Linked DNA regions of Homo sapiens: region 2 is linked to region 1. A link is a contact called in ENCODE Hi-C or POLR2A ChIA-PET data. All regions are on one chromosome and are shown on one strand. Each heading gives the region's core, a stretch centred on a gene start or an enhancer-like site at or near the end of the contact. The rest is flanking DNA. Distances are from core to core; before and after follow the strand shown. Region 1 has its middle 21 kb from the start of MRTFB. Region 2 overlaps MRTFB (myocardin related transcription factor B).

What was found. A loop is a pair of places that touch in the nucleus more often than their neighbours do. ChIA-PET counts read pairs that join two places held with the same protein, here RNA polymerase II (POLR2A). Pooled maps may share reads with other maps.
Region 2: a loop to region 1 is called in a map of Calu3, with 7 times the contacts of the local background. The contact joins two enhancer-like sites. A Hi-C loop is called at or near these places in 1 of 168 maps with a recorded cell type or tissue (Calu3), 1 of 37 single-sample maps with no recorded cell type and 2 of 50 pooled maps. POLR2A ChIA-PET finds 5 or more read pairs at or near these places in 6 of 52 experiments (A549, BJ, GM12878 and 3 more).

The regions. Positions count from the first base shown.
Region 1 is chr16:14,049,532-14,052,103 of GRCh38, forward strand. It overlaps a transcript of MRTFB not described here. Among named protein-coding and RNA genes, the nearest start is that of MRTFB, 21 kb to the right of the region's middle. RefSeq lists an enhancer at 1,135-1,747. Within about 2 kb of position 1,305, at least 3 of the 41 ENCODE cell types and tissues checked have a DNase peak (open chromatin) inside an H3K27ac peak, as active enhancers do.
Region 2 is chr16:14,096,024-14,098,595 of GRCh38, forward strand. The region is part of intron 2 of MRTFB (myocardin related transcription factor B); the gene reads left to right. Among named protein-coding and RNA genes, the nearest start is that of MRTFB, 26 kb to the left of the region's middle. Within about 2 kb of position 1,273, at least 9 of the 41 ENCODE cell types and tissues checked have a DNase peak (open chromatin) inside an H3K27ac peak, as active enhancers do.

The DNA of each region.
Region 1 (2,572 bases), core at 55-2,554:
ATAAATGCAATATGATTGCGGATTGGATCCTGGATCAGAAAAAACTAAAATGACTGAAATGACTTCATTGAGACAATTGGCAGACTTTGAATATGGATTGTATATTGGGTAATGGCATGGTACCAATATTAAATTTGCTGAATTTGGTAACTACAGTGCGGTTATGGAAGAGAATGTCCTGTTCTTAGGAGATACATGGAGTATTTAGGATTTTTTCTTGAGACGGAGTGTCACTCTTGTTGCCAGGCTGGAGTGCAATGGCACGATCTCGGCTCACTGCAAGCTCTACCTCCCCAGTTCAAGTGATTCTCCTGCCTCAGCCTCCCGAGTAGGTGGTACTACAGGCATGTATCACCAGGCCTGGCTAATTTTTGTGTTTTTAGTAGAGACGGGGTTTCACCATATTGGCCAGGCTGGTCTCAAACTCCTGACCTCAGGTGATCCATCCGCCTCGGCCTTCCAAAGTGCTGGGATTACAGGCGTGAGCCACCACGCCTGGCCAGGAATTAAAGATCATGATATTGGCAACTGATTCTCAAGTGCTTTTTAAAAAAGTGTGTGTACATGTTGTATGCATATGTATATACACATAGACTTATAGATATGCATATACCCAGAAAGACAGACAGACAGACACACACACACACACACACAGAAATGTGGCAAAAATGTAAACAGAGGTAGAATCTAGATAAAGTGTATATAAGAGATTATTTTACAGTTCTTGCAACTTTTTCTGTAGTCTTGAATTTTTGTAAAATAGAAATTAAAAGCAAGCAAGCAAACAAATAAAAACGCTCCTAAATTTACCTCTAACATGACCAAAGTCTCAATTTTTTTCCTCTTTTTTGATACAAGGTCTCACTCTGTCACCTGGGCTGGAGTGCAGTGGTGTGATCATAGCTCACCACAGCCTTGACCTCCCAGGCTTCAGCAATTCTCCCATCTCCCTTGATGCATGCCTGTAATCCTACTACTCCACAGGCTGAGGCAGGAGGATCTCCTGAGCCCAGGAGTTTGAGTCCAGCTTAAACAGCATAGCAAGAACTCCATCTCTAAAAATTAAATTTAAAAGGATTGAAAGCAAACAGAAAGCAGAATGACTTTCTCACTGTGATTCAGTGTTTTCAGGCAAGGGTCAGTCCAGCCAGAGGCTGCTGCTAGCTCAGCAGTCAGGTCCTCCTCTTCAGTCCAATAAAATAACTAGTTTTCAGACTCGGTTTTCTCAGCTACAAAATGGAGATAACACAGCGTACTCCAGGTGCAGAATGGGGGCGGGTCTCCCTGCTCTTGGAGGTCTCGATAATACTGTCTTGACTCGCCACCTCCACCCACATTCCAGACCCAGGGAAATTCCAATGCCCTTGCAAAGATGTCATCGAATTCCTGGCACCTTACACTCTCACTGTCACCTAGGGCTCTACTTCCTCCTGTCTCGGCCGACTTATTGTTCTCCCTCTGATTCTTATGGCGATTTATTTGTCTTTACCATCACAGGAATTCAATCCTGTGCTGTGATTTCCAACACACACACAAAGACAAAGACACACACAAACACACCTGGACACACACAAACTCACAAACAGAGGCACACAGAGACAAAGACACACTGAAGCAGACAGACACAACAGTACACACAGACTCAGAGACAGAAACATTCACAGAGACAGACACAGACACACAAAGACACACACAGACACAGTCATACAGACACGTACCCATAGACATACAGACACACACGGACACACTCATATAGACACACACCATAGACGTACAGACACATACACACATAGACATTCACAGACACACAGACACATGCATACATACCTATAGGCATACAAACACACAGACACACTCATACAAATACACACAGAGAGACATACAGATGCACTCATACACACCCATGGACATACCAACACAGAAGCACTCATACAAATACACACATACACACATACAGACACAATCAAAGACATAGATACACTCATACAAATATACACCCATGGACTTAAAGACACACACAGACAGTACACTCATACAAATACACACACACACACGCATATGCACTCATACAGAACACACATTCACACACATAGATATACAAACACACTCGTATAGACACACATTCACAGACACACACACAAATACACTCATACAGAACACACATTCACAGACACACCAGGTCTGCCTATGTGGCAGACTTCACAAGGTTCAGGGGCTCTGGAAGGAGTGTTCAACGCACACTTATGAGTATTGGGTATCTTTCTTCAGAATCCCCCAAACATCCTTCCTTTCCAATCTTCTTTTATCTTGCCTCCCAAATATTCTTCTCCACCTTTTTTCTGATCAGAACAATTCATTTCTTTTCAACTCTCTGATTTTGAGCTCTCCCTGGACTTCCCTTTACATGCCTTCCCTCTCGTGAATGTGCTCTGCTGAGACCCAGACCTTCCAATCTGGTCTCTTCCTCTCACATCAAGTTTTGCAAGGGGAAAAGACCAGCAGAGAGACTGATTTCCCCATCCATGTGAAGCGCGCCACCCACCCTTACACAAGCTTAAAATGCAAAGTGGTC
Region 2 (2,572 bases), core at 23-2,522, 46 kb after region 1:
GAACATGACAGTTTAGAGGCAAGCTGAAATTTATTTATTTATTTATTTATTTATTTATTTATTTATTTATTTGAGACAAGTCTCGCTCTGTCTTCCAGGCTGCAGTGCAGTGGCGCGATCTTGGCCCACTGCAACCTCCGCCTCCTGGGTTCAAGTAATTCTGCCTCAGCCTTCCGGGTAGCTGGGATTACAGGCATGTCCACCACGCCCAGCTAATTTTTGTATTTCTAGTAGAGACAGGGTTTTACCATGTTGGCCAAGCTGGTCTCAAACTCCTGACCTCAAGTGATCTGCCTGCTTCGGCCTCCCAAAGTGTTGGATTACAGGTGTGACTCACTGTGCCTGGCCGGCAACCTGAGATTTAGAAAAGGAATAACTATTTCTAAGGAATTCTGAAGCACGTGTCACCAGCAGTTAGCTCTAACAAGAGATTTTTATTGATTATATGTCCAGTGTAGGAGTTCATTGGATTCTTTTAGAGAAAAAGTCTAAAAAAGAAGTACTATTGCAGGGGAGAAAAGATAATAAAAGGTTTTCAAATGGATGCCCTCGAGTAGCTGTAAAATAGCCTACATATTGTGGCAAGAGATGTGGACCTTTGGGTTTTATTTGTGATAAGTTCATAAGCTTACATCTTCTGTAAAATGTCACTTTCATACTTGGTCTATAGAATTCTCTAAAATCGACAGTAAAGAATATGCTATGGTACAGAATGTTGTCTTTGATACCAACCTTTAGATAATTTACTTAAAACTTCCTAGTATGTTTTTTAAAAAATCATTTTGGGTCCCTGTTCCTAAGCTTTTTACATTCTTTGGTGTTTGCAAGCCAGAAGGACCTCTTGGAGCTGTCAAGCTCCATTCTTCTTGCTGTACATAGAAGTAGTTTTCTTTATATTTGTCCTGAATTCACTTAGGTTTCAAGACATACCTCTCATTCTAGAATTCTAAGCACTTGGACTACAGTTCTTTAGTCATCATTAGCATTTATTATCTTAACTTTGTATTAGAAGAATCATTGTTTTAGTCTACCTGTAGCCTATTTCCACTGATTTTCTTTAGTTGTGTTATTTAAATGCAATGATTATGACCTTATAAATTATTCTAAGAGGAGATGCAGAGTGGCCTTGCAGTTCAGTACTGACCATTCTGCATGAAATCCAGCACTTACAACAATGCCAGACATAGAGTATATGTGCAATAAACGTTTGAGTTAATGAATCCCTTTAGGGCAGATTGTGGTTGTAATATTTTCAGTATTAAGTGACCAAGCATTCAGTTCTGGTAGTTTAGCTAAACATTCAGGTTTCATTTGAAGCTAATAAACAGACCACTGTGCAATCCAGGAAGACCGGTTTGTTCACTTTCCCATCCAGTAGTAATTAACTTTTGTAGTTGTGTTTATATAGAGTAAAGGTCAAAGGAAAAGGTGTATTTGAAGCAGTTACAGCAATTGGTTTGCAATAGTGAAAGATTTTCAGTATGCTAATTAAAAAGGGACAATTCAAATGGGATATTATAAAATGTAAACTGTTCTTTTTGTAAACAGCTTTATTGAGGTATAATTGGCATCCAGTAAACTGCACATTTAAAGTGTACAATTTAATCAGTTCTGACACGTACACCCATGAAACTTTCACCCCAATAAGGATGATGAACATATCCATCACCCCCCAAAATTTCTTTGTATGGCTTTGTAATCCTTCCTGCATGCTCCTTTGCCCCTGTTTCCAGGCAACCACTGATCTGCTTTCTGTCTCTGTAGATTAGTTTGCTTGTTCGAGGGTTTTGTATAAGTGGAATCATGTTGTATGTACTCTTCTTTGTTTGACTTCTTTCAGTCAGCCTAATTATTTTGAGATTTGTCCATGTTGTTGAGTACATCAATAGTTCATTTCTTCTTAGACATAGTTGGTTGTGTAGATATGCCACAATTTGTATATCTGTTCACTGTTTTTGTTGTTGTTGTTGATGTGTTTACTGTTGATGGCCATTTGGGTATTTCCAGTTTTGGGCTATTACAAATAAAATCAATCTGAACATTTATATGCAAGTCTTCGTATGGACTCTGTTATCTCTTGAGTAAATACCTAGGAGTAGGATGGATGGGTGTCTGTTTAACTTTTTTTTCAGAACTGCCAAACTGTTTCCAAGTTGTCATTTCCTTTTATATTCCCAACTGCAGTACATGAGAATTCCAGTTGCTCTGTGTCTGGAATTTGGTATGGTCAGTCTTTTCACATTATTCATTCTAATAGATGTGTAGAAGTAGCTCATCGTGGTTTTAATTTGCATTTTCCTAATGACTAATGGAGTTGAGCATATTTTCATGTACTTATTTGCCAATAGTTGGTAAAGTATCAAATCTTTTATATGTTTATTGGGTTGTTTGTTTTCTTATTATTACTGAGTTTTGAGAGTTCTTTGTATACTCTGGATATAGATTATCAGATTTATGATTTGCAATATTTTATCTCAGCCTATGACTTATCTTTTCACCCTCTTAACATTCTTTCAAAGAGCAGTTCTTAATTTTGATAAAGTTCAATTTATCAATTTTTTATTTTATGCAT